Regions from separate parts of the Mus musculus genome. Here region 2 is linked to region 1. Evidence: chromatin loops called from intact Hi-C (ENCODE). Cell type or tissue: left cerebral cortex. All regions are shown on one strand. Links, peaks and the distances in the headings refer to the core of each region. The heading gives the core; the rest is flanking DNA.

The links. Hi-C counts contacts between places; a loop is a spot of excess contacts. Peaks named below come from ENCODE experiments on the same cell type or tissue, not always from the same donor. Only the 100,000 strongest peaks of a DNase experiment are listed, where the experiment ranks them.
Region 2: a loop joins it to region 1, with 7 times the contacts of the local background. A loop is called at or near these places in 3 of 42 quality-filtered maps.

What each region holds. Positions count from the first base shown.
Region 1 is chr9:14,993,820-15,002,838 of GRCm38, forward strand. No RefSeq gene overlaps it. Among named protein-coding and RNA genes, the nearest start is that of n-TKctt4, 40 kb to the left of the region's middle. In left cerebral cortex, for the core only: CTCF peaks have their summits at 5,287 and 5,524; DNase peaks (open chromatin) are centred at 2,092, 3,687, 4,027 and 5,149; H3K27ac peaks cover 3,876 bases.
Region 2 is chr9:14,903,823-14,912,841 of GRCm38, forward strand. It overlaps a transcript of Izumo1r not described here. Among named protein-coding and RNA genes, the nearest start is that of Izumo1r, 4.6 kb to the left of the region's middle. In left cerebral cortex, for the core only: no CTCF peak of the experiment used is centred there; DNase peaks (open chromatin) are centred at 1,433, 4,217, 4,569, 6,360 and 1 more place; H3K27ac peaks cover 1,660 bases.

The DNA of each region.
Region 1 (9,019 bases), core at 288-8,287:
TTTAATTTCAGTGGGTCTCTGGGGAAATTAAAGTCTTGAAGACAGGACTTTGGAAAAGCAGAATGGTGCATACAGGCTGGAATGTGGCTCCAACCACTGGTCTTTTGGGGCCAGGCCATATCCTCACATACATAGGCCACCTAAGAAAAAGCTAGCTCTTTGCCCAACACCTCCTTGTTTTTTTGTTTTTAAGTAAGAGGATTAGATTAGAATTATATGTTTTAAAAACTTTTTATTGATTCCTTGTGAGTTTCATATCATACACCCCAGTCCCACTCATCTCCCCATCCCTTCATATCTACTCTTTTCCTTTGCAACCCTCCCCCACAATAACACACAAACACACACACACACACAGAGAGAGAGAGAGAGAGAGAGAGAGAGAGACAGAGACAGAGAGACAGAGACAGAGAGACAGAGAGACATAGAAAACATCTCATTGTAGAATATACCCTTCTGTCCACACATCTTCACTTATGAATGTTCATTGTAATGAGTCATTGGTCTGGTTCTAGATCTCTGGCTTCTGTGACACCATGTTGTGGCCCTGTGTTATGGAGATCCTGCAGCTTTGGAACAGCAGAACTGGCCCTTTCACAAGTCCCAACCATTCCTAGATGATGTAGGTTTTGAGGTGGGCATCTCTGAGCCCATCTCTGGGCCCGGTGATAGCAGACCTGGTCAGTCTGCCAACTCTTTCATATCTGCACAACTAGGGCGAGCTCTCTAGCAATGCCTCCATTGGCAGAATCCTGTTCTTATGACCCCTGGGCTGGCTCACTCACACCCATGCCTTCAGAGCCAGCTCCACTGTGCTGCCCAGTCATGGCACTGGGACTTACTTCCCCAAGTGGTGTAGCCAGCAAAGGGCTGGGCCAGCTCTCCCACTGTCACATCCCTGGGGCTGGCTCACCAGTGTCTTTGCCCTTGGTGCCAGCTCCACTGTGTTGCTCAGGCAAGGTGCAGGGCCTGCTCTCCTGAGTTCTATAGCCAATGAGGGGCAGGGCTAGATCTCCTGGCCTCATGGCCTTGGGGCCAGCTCTCCCAACTAGCACAGGTAGAAAGGTTGAGTCGGGGGAGGATATCACTTTTCCATCCATGCCACCTTGGGACAAAGGAGTGGAGGGGCTAGAATTGAATTTTTTTTTTTAAGCTTGAAGGTATTCTTTGCTATGAAAAGGAATCTCCTATTATTGGCACATACATATTTTATTGTTGTTATGTGATGGTGTTTTATTCTGCATCTGTGTGCTTACCTATTTTGTTCAGGTTGTAACCAGCAAGCATTTATTTTTCTCAGCCCAGATGCTGGAAATTTAAAAATCAAAGCACCAGGAGACACTGAGTGGTGCCTTCTGAGGATCCAATTTCTGACTTTTGGACAGCCATTTTCTTGCTTATTATCACATGGAGAGAGAGAGAGAGAGAGAGAGAGAGAGAGAGAGAGAGAACTGTTTTATTCATCTTTATATTCCTACATGATAACATTGTCCTTGGGACATTGTAACATTTAGACACTGCCTAATGAAGAAATGATTATGCACATAAGTGTGGGTGTGAACAGGCGAATGGTTGAGTGATTCAGAAATGTTGCTGAAGATGTAGTGATAATCTGTGATGAATGTGGATGATATCTTGGGTCAAAGGACTGAAAGAAATGAACTATAAAGAACTTATCCCAATAAACAGAGAGATACCAGTGTCTCTAAGCTACCAGTGAATGAAGCAGTACCCTAGATTGTTCTGAGGGCTTAGTCATTCAGTCAATATGGGTCTGTTGTGGTGGCTCACCAAGATGTGAGCCCATGTCTGATGGCTTCCATAGTAACAGAATCAATCAGTAAATCAACAAGGAGTTACAGAGCATCACTTGGGACCTCAGCCCAGGGTTGCAGCTGAGCTCATCAGAGAAGTAGAGCAGTAGGCAGAGGGTACAGGAGTCATTCAAAGATGAAAGTGACCCAGGGTGCATCACTGATGTGGTATAGATATGGCTACTTACCTGTGACGAATTCACTCCTTAAGAGGCCAAAGTTGAGTGTGATTCAGATAGGCAGACAGCCTTCTCAGCTGCCACCCACCTCACAGCACAGCCATTGTAGGCTGGCCTATTGTGTCTATCTTAACAGAACCCTGGGAGCCTCTGAATATTTTTGGATGGATCTGGAACATCTGTAGTCAGTTAAGCATGTGTAGAAGGTTTGTTATAAAACTGAATTTATAGAGAGAGCATACTTTTGCTTAAATTGTGGTATAAATATGAGTCTGCTGAGAGTGGTGAGTCTGGGGAAGCTTATGGGAGACGAAGCCTCATTTCCCTCTGTCCTTGACCATATAAGATGTTTTAATCACACAGCATCATTACTTTCCACACTCTTTGTCATCAGCTCTTACAAAGATGGAACAGAACTGAGTGTTCTCCAACAAATGGTGATGTAACATAGATAAAACATCAAGATTAAACTGTAGGATAAAGCATTAGGCAGCTCTGAAGAGGCTGCACCAACTCTCAGCAGGAAAGGCAAGCTTGTCCTCTGTCCCTGAACATGAGTGTTCAGCCATTTCCTGTGGTCATACCAGCCATAGAGGCAGCTCTCGTGCCATTAGCTCTAGGGTCCATGGCCCTTGCTAGTGGTACTATAAAGGCCCAGCACATGCTGGCGATTATACCCAAGGCAGATGAGCATGGCTCCTCCAGACTCCTCACTCATCAGAAGCACATGCAGAATGGCCAAACATGCCTTTTCTAGGGCTCACTACAGACGTGTCCTTCACAAATCAGAGGATGAGCCTGAGGCCTTTACTCTCCAGCACTTTGTGCAAGCCAGGCAGTTGGAAGCATGGATTCTTAGCCAAGCCAGCAAGCCTTGTGTCATTTGCACTTTTCTTCCATTCTTTCAATGGAAAGTGGGGACAAGACACCTTCCTGGGCAGGTGGAGGCCACCCAAGGATTGCGACTCACTGTGGTGGAGTGGGACTCAAACTTGACCCTCACAGCTTCTCCCAAAGCTTCCCTGGAGCCTTTGGTGTGACCTTTCCCAGGTCTCTAGATGTCACAGGCTATGTTGGGTGCCGTAGGCGTCTGGACTTTCCAGGACTGGAAAGATGTCCATGGGTAGATGAGCAGACAGTGGCTCAGTGGCATCATTTGTGGGGCCTGTTCCCTGCGCTGGGCTGGCTTTCTATGTGGGTCTGGTGGGAAACTCTTAGGTCACTTGGGTGCTGCCCTGTACAGGGACCAGCTAGACTTGTGGGGCCTCTGTGTTGTTTCTCACCAGAGTGAATTGTCAGAAAAGCTCAGCCTGACTCCTGAATTACAGTCTGGCTTCCTGACTGATCTCATGATCTTTTCCTTTTCCTCCCTTCCTCTCTTCCTTCCTCCTTTCATTTCTTCCTCCTCACCTCTCTCCTTTCTTCTTCAATCTTTGCCTTTTTCCTCCCTCCTTCCTGTCCTCCTCTCGCGCCCCTCAGTCCCGGAGTGCTGCACCCTGGTAGAAAATGTCCTGTAATATGTGCATAGAGCATTCTGACACTCTCTCCCTTCCTAAGTAGTTCAGACTTAAGTCATTCAGAGCCAAGCAAGGCAGGTGTCTGGAGTATCCACTTAGGATGGAGAAGAGAAAACCATGTGACCAGGAAGCCGGGCAGTCACATCATCTCTGTGCCTAAGTGGAGCAGAAGCAGCAAAGAACAGAGAGGGCCTCAGCGCTCCATTTATTCTGGTATTCTCTGAATTTCCTTTCGCCTTTTAAAAAATTATTTTTGCAGTGAATATGTCATCTTTGCCTCATCCTTCTAAATTAGAAATAAAGTAAGATTATCTGGGCAGCCACCACTTGGCCAAGTCACCAGGCAGGGAAGGATGCCAGGGGCCCTAAGCCTGGATCCTGCATAATAAAGGCCAGGCACAGGGTCTCTGCATCATCCAGGCAGCGGTGTGCAAGCCCTGGAGGGTGGGCTTTCCCATCCCCCAGCTCCTTCACCATTCCATCTCAGGCTGGGGGAGGTTCATGCCCATCTGGTTTATTCTCTGGGGTTCTCTGAGTCAAGACTATTCCTGGGTCGCTTTGACAATACCCACACCACCCTCACCCATCTGCCCAATCTTTGTTTCCACCTGTGCAGGGCTGGGAGCTAGAGCCCCGAGGACAGCAGAGCCACGGGCTTCTAAGGAGTAAAGGTCTCTCTTAGCAACTGCCCCTTCCAGGGTTCGTCCTGAAGATGGACTTCCCACCCTTCAAAGACCTTTCTTTGCATTTACAGTTATTTCTGAGGCCAACAGGAAGCTACTTTCTGGGAATGCAGCTCAGTAAAGCACTCGTCTAGTATGCACAGTACCCTAAATCTGCTGCTTAGCATCGCATAAACCCGGAATGGTGCTCCAGGCCAGTGATCCCTGTGTAGTTCAAGGTCATCTTTAGCTGCACAGTAAGTTTGAAACTAGTCTGGACTATCTGATGCCCTTTCCTTACACAAACAAATAAACAAACAAACATACTGCTCCTATCTGATGAGTTCCCACTGAGTGTCAGATATAACATCTCACAACAACAACCCTGAAAAACAGAGAGGTTGATTCCTAAGGCCAATTCAGGTATTAGAGAGAAGATTCCAAACCAGATTTTCTAGTGTTAAAACCCAAACTGAACCCTTTTCTGCTGGTCATGAGACATTTTCCATTGTGCACCCATAACTTGAGTTCTTCTAGTTGTCAAATCAAATATTTTATACAACAGCTCCCGAGTGCTTGGTGAATGCTGGTTCTGGGCTTAATGTTTCTATTTAATCTACTTTAATTATCAACCATACCCTTGATTCTTGTGAGATTCAAGAAGAAACTGGAGCCTACCATAGTCAGGAGCTAAGGTCACCCAGCAGTCACAGGCAGCAATCATGACAACACATTCTTCCTAGGGTGCTTCACCCCAAAACGAGGGGAGCATGCTTCCTGCATCGTGGTGACTGCGAGACCTAATTTAAGTTTAAATGCCTGACACAGCAGCACTCGGGAAACGCTGCTTCCCTTTCTTCCCTGTCCAAGGAGAAGCAGGAGATCCACAAGCAGAGACAGTGCGGTGCAGAGTTTGTTCAAGCTGCTCACTGCAAAGCTGCTTCTTGGTGTAACTATCGATGAAAACTAGGCATGCACTTTCCTTAGCCTTCTTCTTACTTAGAAAAAGCAGCAGATGTGTGGGAGCATGTGAACACACCACAGTTCTCCGATGTTTCAGAAGTCAGTTCTTGCCTTCTATCTTGAGGTAGGCTTTCTCCTGTTCTGTGTCCATGCTGCGTGCGCCTAGTGGTTGGCTGGTTCTTGTCTCTCATCTTTTTCTAGGTGTGCCGGGATTACACATTCGTGCCACCAGATCTAGCTTTTCACATGAATTCCAGGGAATGGACTCAGGTGGCCAGGTTTCTGTAGCTGAGCCAGCTCCGTCCCCCTTCTTACTTTCTATGCCATTGCTCCTAGGAAACACTATGAGCCAGAGGCTTGGTAGAGGAGGGGTTTGAATAATCTGTAAAATGAATGTTGATCTCATTTGGATGGGATTTTCAGTACTTTAAGGTACTGAAGGCTTTTCCTCATGGGCTCTTGGTGTCTAGGAGAAACCAAGCATCCTGCCTCTTCACACCAACTCAGTCACTGACCCTGGCTAACTCATTGAATGGGTCAGGAGCTCAGCAGAGTGCTCTGCAGATGAGCTGGGGGCCATGGAGATTCACCATCTGGCATCAACAACAGGCCCAGAAGCAGGCCCAGGTCTACTAGAAAGATCTGAGAGGAATTTATGTGGAACTTCAAAAAATTGAGTATGAAAGATGTAAAACACCTCATCATTTTTATACTGAAATGCCGTGCTGAGCTAATCTGGGTTATTAAGATGTTTAGGGATGATGGTTAACATTCATTTTGTCCATTTCAAGTCTGGATAAACAATTTTGAAAATCACATACACGCCTTCCATTGTATCCCACCGGACAAGCTGTCCAAACCTGAGTTTTGCTTGTGGCTTACTCTTTTTCTCTCTTTCTCCTGCTTCCTCTTGCAGCAGCCAGAGTTTTAGGTAATTTCTTTTTTCTAAAATGAAACTTCTCTCAAGGGGTGGTAGTATTATAAAGTGCTTAGACAGATGAAGAGCCTTGAGGGCTTCTGTACTTAGCAATGTTTCCTTTGTAACAGGCACTTCTCATATTCAGAAAGAACAAATGAGATCAACGCTAAAATGTGAGGTTTCTTACTTCTGAAATTGCCATCAGAATTTCCTTTTATGTTCCTGAAGTTTCCATGGAAGCTTGGGCTCTATAAGACCATCTTCACTTAGAGGTAATGCAGATTTCATTTCTGGGGTTTGGGAGTGATTTTCAACAGCACTTTAGTTCCTCTTGTTTCTCAGTTTTTGTGTGTGTCTGAGAAAAGACACACGGAAACTTTAGAAATTGGCTCTTGAAAGGGATGCTTTGCTTGTCTTTTTCTGACAGGCCGGCCCCCTCATTTCCCCGAGGGGCCTACCTGTCCCATCTCTGCAATGACACAAAGGAAGAACACTGTATACCCTTCCTCTGCTTTGCTTTCATGAAGAGCCCGCCAGAACACAGGTGCTATCAGAGGGCATATGAAACAGAATGTCAACAATTTCTCATCCTAGAGTTTAGCTGCTATAACCCAGTTTCATCTGGAAAACCCCAGAGCTGTGGACCCAGGTCAGGCAGCCAGTAGCTCCTTCTTTCCCTCCTAGACCCCTGGGTGACCAGAGGGCGTATCATAGAATAAACCTCCCTTAGATGGATAAATACTGAGAACAGGTATCCCCTTCCTTATTATAGCAGTCAGCACTCTGCTGTGGTTTGAAGAGAGCTGTCCCCATAGGCTTCCTACTTGCTTCCCAGTCAGTGGTGGAGTTTGGGAAGAGGAGCTTCACTGGAGGAAGTACATCACTAGGGTCGCTTTGAGGCTGTATAGCCCTCCCCATCCCCAATCCTGTTTCTCCCCCTGCAGATAAGCTGTGGTTGGGTCTCTTCTCCTGCCAGGGTACCTTCCCTGCCTGTTGCCATGACTTCACAATGGACTCCCTCCCTCTGGAACTGTTAAGCCTAAGCAAACCCTTTCTTCTCCATGTTGCTTTTTGTCAGGGTGTTTTTTATCAGACCCAGAAGACGCTCAACACTCAGCTGCGCCTAACAATATGGAGTATTAAAACCTTGGAAGAGAATGAGCCTGGCTACATGGGTCAGCAAGCCCAAGTGTGAGCAGGAGACTACAGCCAAGGACAGGTACTGGGGGGAGTTTCAGAAAGACTCTGGGTTAGGTTCTCAATTCTTAATGTAGGGGGATAGAGGAATGAGGGGTGTGTACTTGGCTGCCTTAAACTGGCCAAGATGAGTAACTGGCCTAGGAAAGTCCATGTCTGACACATGCTCCCCGCTGCACCTAGCAATCTCAGGATTCGCAGTAGTGAGGCAAGTAACCCTTGCATTGGACTAGGTGCTGGAGTACAGGGACAGGGAGCTAAGCTCCTTCCTGGGCTTACCCAGACAGCGAGAGGGACAGGCGTCAGCAGAGGTTAGTGGGAAAGTGGGGGCACTTCCCGCAGAGGTATTAGTTAGAGCTGAATGTTGAATAGAAAGGAGAATATAGGCTACCAGGCTACTTTGGCTAGGAGGGAGGGCCAGGGCCAGAGCCTGAAGATAAAAAGGTGGTAGAGCTGGCTAGGGTCCAGTCAGCAGTTTCTCCAGCTCAACCTCTTCCAGGTAACCTGTCATCCTCATAGACTGAACACTGGGAGACCCTGAGTTGAGGGAGGGCCTGGCTCAGCTCTGTTCAAACCCCTGATACAGAAAGCTGCAAGATAAGCAATGGGCACTTTGAGCTTTTATGTATGGTTCTTTGTTGTGGAGCGATAGAAGATGAATGCAACATCCAGACCCCTGGGGAACAGCTGGGGACCAGGAAGCATTCATAGAGTGCTTAGCACACACTAGGAACTCTGCTAAGACTTCGCATGTTATGGTTTATAAGCCTATGGAATGCATTAATTTCTGCTGTAGAAGTGTTCTCCCCTTAGGCAGAGGTGAGCAGGCTAGCTCATGTCCATCAGCATGTGGTCCAAACAGCTCCCCACCAGGCAGCCAGTGGGCCTCTCAGAGGACTTCCTTCACTGCCAGCTGGATATTAACTAGCAAGTATGGTGGGTGCTCCTGAATGTCACCCATTTCCAGACAGGGATGAGCCTCAGGCATTTCAAGGCTCATCCTCTGGCTCCATCTTCAGTGAAGTGACTCCTGAAGACAGCAAGAAAGACAACTCTCTTTGTTACTTGGGAAAGTTTTATTTAAGGAAACATCATAGCACAAAACTAAAGCACCATTTGCTGTTGTCTGCAGACACAACAGACTCTTTAGAAGAATGTCTGTGTGTGGGGCCAAGCACCTTCCATGGAAGCACCGAGTTCCAAGCACCTTCCATGGAAGTACTGAGTTCCAAGCACTTCCCATGGAAGCACTTAGTTCCAAGTACCTCCCATGGAAGCACTGAGTTCAGCAGTACAATAAGCTTTCACATGTTCTTGACACCATCATTTGGTCTCATCTTCTGGACTTTGTGGAATGAATCTGAAGATGAACTTAAGTGTTTAAATCCATTCTTCATTGGCTCAGTATTTTTACCAAATGACACAGCAAAAATAAAAATAAAAATAAATAAATAAATATTAGTAATCACTCAAAATTTAACTTAGCCAGGTATATGGCACATGCCTTTAGTCCCAACACCTAGGGAGGCAGAGGCAAGTGGATCTCTGAGTTTGAGGCCAGTCTGGTCTATGTGGTGAGTTACAGAATAGCCAGGGCTACATAGAGAAACCTTGTCTCAAAACAATAACAACAAAAACAACAGAAGAATTCTGTAGCCAGGGCTACACAGAAAGAAACCCTGTCTCAAACACTACCACCACCAACCCCCTCTCTCAGTGAGAAACAGAGAGAGAATTAACTTAGCTTATATACTGAATGCTAGCAAAG
Region 2 (9,019 bases), core at 743-8,742, 90 kb before region 1:
TGTGGAGAGCCGCCAGTAGCTAGACCTGAGTAGCCTGCCTCCAAGAGAGAGAGAGAAACAAGACCTTGTGGTACCAGAGATCCCTGAAGTGGGTGGCAAGTTCAACTCTCAGCACTGCTTCTAACCTGTGAGAACTTGGAAATAACTTAGATTCTATCAGTCTGTTGCTCTGTAATGAGAGCTGTTGGCAGAATCTGTCCGGCGGGGTGGGGGGTGGGGGTGGGGTGAGAGGGATCATGAAAAGTTCACAGCCCAGGGATGTCTTAACAGTCCTTCATCTTTTGTTCTCAGAAGCTTCCTCGGGTCCCTTCCTCTGCTCAGACCCCTGGGGCCTCTGAGTAACAGAATCCTCCCACAGCATCCGGGTCTAGCTTAGCAGCACGCAGGTGCACAGACAGGCAGCTTGGCCAGCCAAGAATTTAAGCAACAATCAAAGCTGAAACAAAAGCCGCCCCTCAGGGCCACCAGGGGCAGCCTGCATTTGCACCCTGTGCCTGGTCTGATCGCTGCTCCAAAGGTCCCATTGGAGGTGATGCCCATAACTTTGCTTGTCTTTTATGTTCTGTCTCCAAAGGAAAAGTAGCCAAAAATCACTGAAATTTCATACAAAAAGTAGTAAATAAATAAAAACATTCCTTGTGATTTCCACCAAGGAAGACAAAGTACAGCACACGGTGTTCAGCTGCCAGTCAATGTACAAAGCACATTGATTTTGTGCAGGGAAAATAGCAGTTTCCATGCGTGGGTATGGAGTACTGAACATCCACGAGGACTAGTCACGGGGCTGGAGGCTAGGGCACTGGTACACAGTCTGGCTTACTGCCTGCAAGAATACCCCAAATGAGCACTCTCTTTTGTAGGGGATACTGAGGCTCGGACAGAGGTTGATGGAGCTAGAATCTGAGAAAGGCTTGTTTGACTCCATATTTAATGCTTATGAACCAGGTGAGGGGGATGCCCCCAGGACTGAGGGGTAGAAACTATCCAGATCTTTAAAAAAATTAAACGTCACAGTCAGACTTTGGGGGTGGGGGTGTGTTGGCTTTTCCGGAACAGAGCAGTAATGGTTATCAGCCCAACTTGCATGTCTGGTCTTCAACAGAGCTGAGACTCATTTCCTGAAGCCAGAGGCCAAATGGAAAGGCATTTCTGCTTCGAGGGTCTCTTTTGTATCGGTGTCCACAGGGACAGCAGAGGCAGGTACTCACGTCTGTCCTGTATAGACACCCAGGGAGCAACAAGTCTTGACAAGTAAGCGTTTTGGAACTGAACATTAAATTTAAAATGACTGTGGATGTGGCAAGAGCAAGAATCCAAAAATGAGTCACACGAGTCATTACTGGAATGGAAAAATGTCCTCCACAAGGAGGGAGAGAGATAAGGAGGACTCTCTTAGCCACCTCCAGGACAGAGCTATAGGAATTGTGTCAAAATTGCAGCCAGCATGGATGCAGGTGCAGTGGGGGAGGGGTGATTGCAGAGAGCTCCAGGCCAAGCATCTGTCCCTAGAGAAGTGCTGTGAGGCCCTTGAACAGAGCTCATTTTGCCTTATTTTGTCCCAGTCTTCCAGAGAAATCTGTTTTCCGATTGAAGGCTGCTAAATCAGGGCTGGCTGTGGATGGAGCCACTCAAGCAGCCGAAAACAGCAACAGATTAAAGACCAGGGGAAGAGGGGCAGGCAGTTAAAGGCATTCTGAAGGGGGAGGGAGGGGCAGTGAATGGGGTGACCTGAAGTGACAGGGATGCTGGATGGTGATGCCTGTCCTGTCTTCCCACCGTTTGGGTTATCAGGTCATCCAAAGCAATGCATTTGAAGACAAACAAAAAACAAAAAAGCTAGGACACCCCAGGGTATCTGAAGTCTGCAGCCAGTGCCAAGGCCTGACAGGAACTCTTCTTCTCAAGTATCCTCCTTACCCCCTGAATAATTAAACTCCCTTGCAAGTTTGTAGCTCTGGCAGAGGGCAGCGTGCCTCTCACTCTGGATGGTTCAATCTAATGTGAGGTGTTGTTGGCTTAAGCTCCTGTTCTTCCTGCAGCAGGGGTAGTGCTCAGAGACTCCAACCAGGCTCCCTGGTTCCCTCCAAGGCAATATCCATGCAACAGTCAAAACGGTAAAACTTCCCAGGGCGTTACTCTAACATCTGCCAACATCGGGAAAGTTGAGAGAACTTCACAGTGGATACTCATCTCCAATTTGATTTTATACGTTCTGTTTTGTGTTTTATGTTAGTTTGAGCCAACCATCCATCTCTTTCTTGAGGAATCTGTCCCCTGAGCTTCTCAAAGCAGGAAATCAGTGCACTTCCAAGTAATTCAAACACATCGTTAGCCAGATAATATCTGTCATGATTTAAAAAAAAAATCCAGAATGATCCTTTAAAAACATAAAGATGGTTGCCAGATGTTCACATTTAAAATCTTTGTATACATTTAAGTAACTGTTCATGGTTTGTGGGCTTAAATTGTTTTAATTTCATGTACATTGCTGTTTAGTATGTCTATGTGAGGGTGTCACATCTCTGGAACAGGAGTTTTAGACAGTTGTGAGCTGCCATGTGGATGCTGGGAATTGAACCCAGGTCCTCTGGAAGAGCAGCCAGTGCTCTTAACCACTGACCATATCTCCAGGTCCTCACAGGCCCTATTTAATCTAGTATCCATTTATTTCTCTGTTCTAATCTGAGGTCCATTTTTTCCTATTCTGAATTAATTGTTTGTGTGTGTGTGTGTGATGGAGTGGGCATTTGTGCCATAGACTATGTATCCAGTCAGAGGACAACTTTATAAAATCACTTCTCTCCTTTCACCTACCCTTGCTTTCACAGACAGAACTCAGCTCCTTCCTTTTGCGTGCACTGCAGAGCATTTGACTCTCGAAAATCTGTAACTGCCCTGCTCCCAAAACGTGGCTCCTTGGCAAGGTTTACTCTCTCACAGTCCACTCGCCCTCAGCCTCAGTGTCTAGGGACTCCTACTCGGTTCTGGTTCCCAGAAGGGACTGCTTGCCCCTGCCCACGAGGGATGAAGCTCCTTGGTGTGGGGAGATGCTCTCTTGGGTCTGATGTTATAGCTTTGTTCCCACCGCTGCCTTTTGCCCCATGAGCACCTGTCAGTCTCCCTCAGCCTCCCTTCTGTACACAGTTCAGGCAGACACATGCCCGAGCAAGAGTCTCATGTTATGTGCCTTTAGAAAGCAGCAACACTGGTCCAGACAGCTCCCCAGTTTACTATGACCTAGCCCACCTCTCTTCTATTCTCTCCCTTTCTTTCCCATCCTCCTCCTCTCAGACATCTTTCTCCCATCTTTAAAAGTATTTCTTGTCTCCTCCCATTCTCTTATCCTTTTCCTTATATAATTCAAACCATGAGAGAACTTATTTTGAAAGGACAACATAAACCCTATTTTTCTCCATTTAAGGATCAGATCTGATTTTAAAAAGAAGGCCACAGGCACCAGCTCCATGAACAGACCATAAGTCCCAGAAACAATGTCATAAGACACCAGGTCTAGGAACAGACCATAAAATCCAGAACAAGATATAAAACCCCCTTCCAAAGAACAGCCCAGGAATAGCCACAAGAATGGGAAAATATCTTAGAATGGGCCATCTGCACTGGATAGCCCTATCTCAGCCAATGGTTAAACATTTATGACATAGGAATGCAGGCCATTGACTCCAGACCACTTGTGACACCCTAGCACCCACCAATGAGATTTTGGATTTCCCAGTCCCTCTAGAGAGTTCCCCTGGTTCCCTATAAGAAGGCTTGCGTGCCTTTGTTTGGGGTCCCCATTTCATAAAATGGTTGACCCCCACATGCTGGTTGTTTCTGCAGAATAAATGCTCTCTGTTTTTGCGTTCTATCTGAGTCTTCCTTTAGCGATTTTCAGACCCTGACATTTACTTAAAAACAAGCATGTTTTGCAGTACCAAGGACTGAATTGGGAGCCTTGCACAAGCTCCCGCACTGAGCTGTGCCATAGCCTCTTTTCTTTGTCTCCCTCTTGCTTCTCTGATCTCTCTTCCTCCCTTTCCTTCTCTGCTCCCATTCTTGTCTCTCCCTCACCCCTCTAATTCATCACAACTGCTCTCTCTCACTCCCCCTTTCTCTCTCTCTCCTCCCCCTCCTCCACCCCTCCCATTTTCCTCTTGCAATTTTCCTCCCTCGCCCCCACAAGCTCATTCTCTGATGGTGGCTGAGAATTTCTGGGTGTCAGTGCTGGGCCTCTCATCACCACTTGAAAAAGGCCCGCTTTTTAGGTCTAATCACAAAACGGAAATGAGTGTGAAGCCTACCAGGTACTGGAGAGCATCCAAGTACAGGGACGACAGATAGAAAACATCAAAGTTGTAATGGAAAGACTGAAAATTAGACACACGTTCTCTTCCTTCCGTTCACAGCCACAGAGTATGACAGTAGGTTTATATGGTGTTGCAGTATGCAGTCTGCCCCTGCATCCTGCCCTGGAAATACCCTTTGACCCCACACCTCTCACATGTCCCTGCATTCTTTTGCTCTCTTAGCCATGCTTCTAACACCCTGTATGTGTTCTCCACGGCTCCTCTACCAGGGCCTCTCAGATTCTTCCTACCATTCCATGTGATCCACTCTTGTTGAATTTGCCAGCCACCTCCATGTGTTAGATCCGATGGGCAAAGCCTGTGAGCTCACTTGCCTCTCCATAGCTTGTGACTAAGGTAATGCCCCTGCCTCCATCTGATTCTCAGGTTCTCCATTCTTGTCTTCTGCCCACATCTCAGTGTTTTTATTCCTTGAGTACCTATTTCCCCCATGAACCTGCTCTTGAGCCTTGTCCCAGCGCTGCTTCCTTTGTCTCTGGGCCTCTGACCTCCAGCATGGTTTCCTTGATTGTCTGTGTGTGGGTCCTTAAAAAGCACTCTCCAAATCAAAACAACCCTGAGATTCCACCTCACAACAGTCAGAATGGCTAAGATCAAAAATTCAGTTGACAGCAGATGCTGGCAAGGATGTGGAGAAAGAGGAACACTCCTCCATTGTTGGTGGGATTGCAAGCTTGTACAACCACTCTGGAAATCAGTCAGGCAGTTCCTTAGAAAATTGGACATAGTACTACCGGAGGATCCCGCAATACCTCTCCTGGGCATATATCCAGAAGATGTTCCAAATGGTAATAAGGACACATGCTCCACTATGTTCATAGCAGCCTTATTTATAATAGCCAGAAGCTGGAAAGAACCCAGATGCCCCTCAACAGAGGAATGGATACAGAAAATGTGGTACATCTACACAATGGAGTACTACTCAGCTATTAAAAAGAATGAATTTATGAAATTCCTAGGCAAATGGATGGACCTGGAGGGCATCATCCTGAGTGAGGTAACACATTCACAAAGGAACTCACATAATATGTACTCACTGATAAGTGGATAATAGCCCAAAACTTAGGATACCCAAGATATAAGATACAATTTGCTAAACGCATGAAAATCTAGAAGAATGAAGACCAAAGTGTGGACACTGTGCCCCTTCTTAGAATTGGGAACAAAACACCCATGGAAGGAGTTACAGAGACAAAGTTTGGAGCTGTGACAAAAGAATGGACCATCTAGAGACTGCCATATCCAGGGATCCACCCCATAATCAGCTTCCAAACGCTGACACCATTGCATACACTAGCAAGATTTTGCTGAAAGGACCCAGATAGAGCTGTCTCTTGTGAGACTATGCCGGGGCCTAGCAAACACAGAAGTGGATGCTCACAGTCAGCTATTGGATGGATCACAGGGCTCCCAATGGAGGAGCTAGAGAAAGTACCCAAGGAGCTAAAGGGATCTGCAACCCTATAGGTGGAACAACATTATGAACAAACCAGTACCCCAGAGCTCTTGACTCTAGCTGCATATGTATCAAAAGATGGCCTAGTCGGCCATAACTGGAAAGAGAGGCCCATTGGACACACAATCTTTATATGCCCCAGTACAGGGGAACGCCAGGGCCAAAAAAATGGGAATGGGTGGGTAGGGAAGTGGTGGGGGGAGAGGGTATGGGGGACTTTTGGGATAGCATTGGAAATGTAATTGAGGAAAATACGTAATAAAAAAAAAAAAGCACTCTCCATTCCTGGCCTGTGTTCCTAGACCTCCTGTAACACTTCACTCTTCTCCCAGCTTCTCCCACCTGCTGCTCTCTGTTCCCTCTCGGTTCTGCTTTCTCATGTTGATTAATGGGACCCCTTCCCCATAGTCCCCTGGGCCAGAAGTCTATAGTTACTGTAGACTTCTCTCCGTCTCCTACCGCATGCAAGTGCTTTAACATAACATACAAGCCTCTTTGTGGTCCAGCCACTGGTTACTATGGAAACCTCCCCTTCCTTCTCATCTTCATCCTATGTGCTTATCACGCTGCTCTCTGAATGAACCACCATTCTCTGCCCTTGCACCTGCAGGTCTGTCTGTCCTGAAGACCTGACCCTGCTTCTTCACCAGCTGTTTGCCCTGCAGGGTTCCATTCTGGTGCCATTCTCTTTAGACAGCCTCTCTTTGTCTGTCCCTAGAGCAGACTTTCTCCACGGCCACCCTGATTTGGAACTTTGTTTTAACATTGCTTTTGATAGTGTGTCTTCAGCATGTTTACGATGCTATTCTTCACACTCTGAGTCCCTTGAAGGGGTATACTTTGTCCTTCTGTTCCCAGCCTCTAGCATAGTTTGTGGTGCATAGAAGGGGCTTTAAATGTTTCAACAAATGAGTTAATGCAAAGGGCTTAGTGTGACAGTCCACAGGGCTTCAGCCCAAGTCTGCGGCCAATGTTCTTTCCACACAGGTTAATTTTCAGCAAAGGTTCTGCTGTGTCAGCCTGGTATACTCAAAACTAAAGTGTCTTTGGACAATGCAGTAACCCATCAATGGTGCTATTGAAACATTTTCCCAAGTTCCATCCTTGATCCTTTCCCTAATGACTTTCAAACTGTCCTAAACATGTAAACTTAGACTGGGAGGATTCTGAATGGTTCCAACATATGCAGCCCCATTTAGACTTGGCCTCCCAGAACCTAATTCTTAGTACCCCCATACCCTGTCTCTACTCACCCTCCCCAGGGACCTGAGCTATTCTTGGTGTTAGCTTTAGACCCAAAGCCACAGCCGTGTCCTGGTGTCTGAATAAAGGATCCTACACTCTAGCTAAGTGTGTTGCTTTTGATGCCCGCAGCCCCCTTTGCTTGCATTGCACTGGATTTTCACTTGTATGATTTCCTTTCACATGGGAAATCCCACCCTTGTCCTGGATGTACCCACAACAATCTTTTCAGTTGGTTCCTCATTTCCAGGACTCAATTGGGGAGACCTGCATCTGAGTTAGGTGTCCTTCCTGAACTCCTGTGGCCCACAATGTTACCGTTATCATGAACCTACCTACCACACTGCTCTTGTATAGGCACAAGTGGACGTGTTCCCTTCTGGAGCCCAGGCTCCTGGGAAGTAGTCAGCTTGCCTAGCAGCTTCACATGTAGGAACACAGTGGGTATTTGTTAACTAAACAAAAGATTATTTTTGTACAAAAGACCCTATGATTCATTTTTTTTGTATTTTTTGGTTTGTTTTTGTTTTTGTTTTTTTAACCAAGAAGCTATCAGTAAAAATTCTCAGAAAGTCAAATTTTTATATTTGGCAACAGTATTTGGTGTATGTGCACATGTGCATGTGAATATGTGTCCAGAACCGGGAGACTTAATAGATCCCATTAGAGACGGTTGTGAGTCACCATGTGGTTGCTGGGAATTGAACTCAGGACCTCTGGAAGATCAGTCAGTGCTCTTAACTGCTGAGCCATCTCTCCATGTCTTTATGTCTCTGCTATACATTGAAAATGACTGGGAAACTTCACAATGTATTTTGTAGTTTAAAGGAATAAAATGATAAAGAATAATCACAGAATTTGCATTTGTTTGTTTGTTTGTTGTGTATATGCACATGCACACATGCCACAGCCTGAGTGTGGAGGTCAGAGGACAACTTGCAGGGAGTCAGTTCTTGCTTTATATCATGCAGCATCCAGGGATTAAACTCAGCTTATCAGGTTTGGTGGGAAGCAAAGATGATGGATAGCCAGAGATGAACTCCCCCAGAGACTGTGGATAAATGACCCTGTAGTGTGATCATTAAGTAGTTTCCATTCCTAGAACAATGAGTCTTATGATCCTCAATCCTGCAGTGACCTCTTTCAAGACCCAAAACTCTTGAACAGCTTTTTGTTTTTATGAGATTTACAGTGCCATGAAATATGAATGGTAATGAATATTCAATGACTCCAGTTTACAGAGCTAGACTTTTCACTTGCTGAGTGCCCCTTATATTTGAGTTAAGAATTTTGTGTTTCTGCTCATGCCAGTGGGATGTCTAGTTACCAAGGATACTGGGCATAAGAGGATCCACTGAGTCATCTCACTGAACTGTTCTTGAAGACAAAGCATGGCACATATCCGTAGCTATGTGGGAAGTCTTTCACCTTCTAAATTCCCAGGCATGAAGGTCTGTTTTTGAATCTGGAATTTGTCTAATGAAATCATCTCTACAAATGGGTAAATACGTCCTTCAGAAGGAATAGGCTGTGGTTATCAGAAGACCTTTGACTTATTCAAGTTAGGCACAAAGGGAAGATGACCGAGATATCCAAGTGTCTGTCCAGTTCTACGTTTTGTAGCAAATCTTGGACGTGTCTCATGTCCTTGCCCATCTGCTCTCTGGAGATAAAGATAAGGTCATATGTCAATGGTGTGTGATGTGTATCACATAGTATTGATTGATGGATGGATGAATGGGCATGTGAACAACCCTGCACACTATGTCATGCTAACTGAAAATATTTTGTAGTTATTTTTATTTGGATATTAAGTGTGGCTTAAGGAGAAGTGCACTCTGATGATTTATGATTCTATTTGTCTAGACTTTTGTTCCATTTTAAAATAAGACAGTATTGTAGATGTTACAGTGAGACATTTTGTGTGTTGTTAAATCATGGATGGTGGACTGGC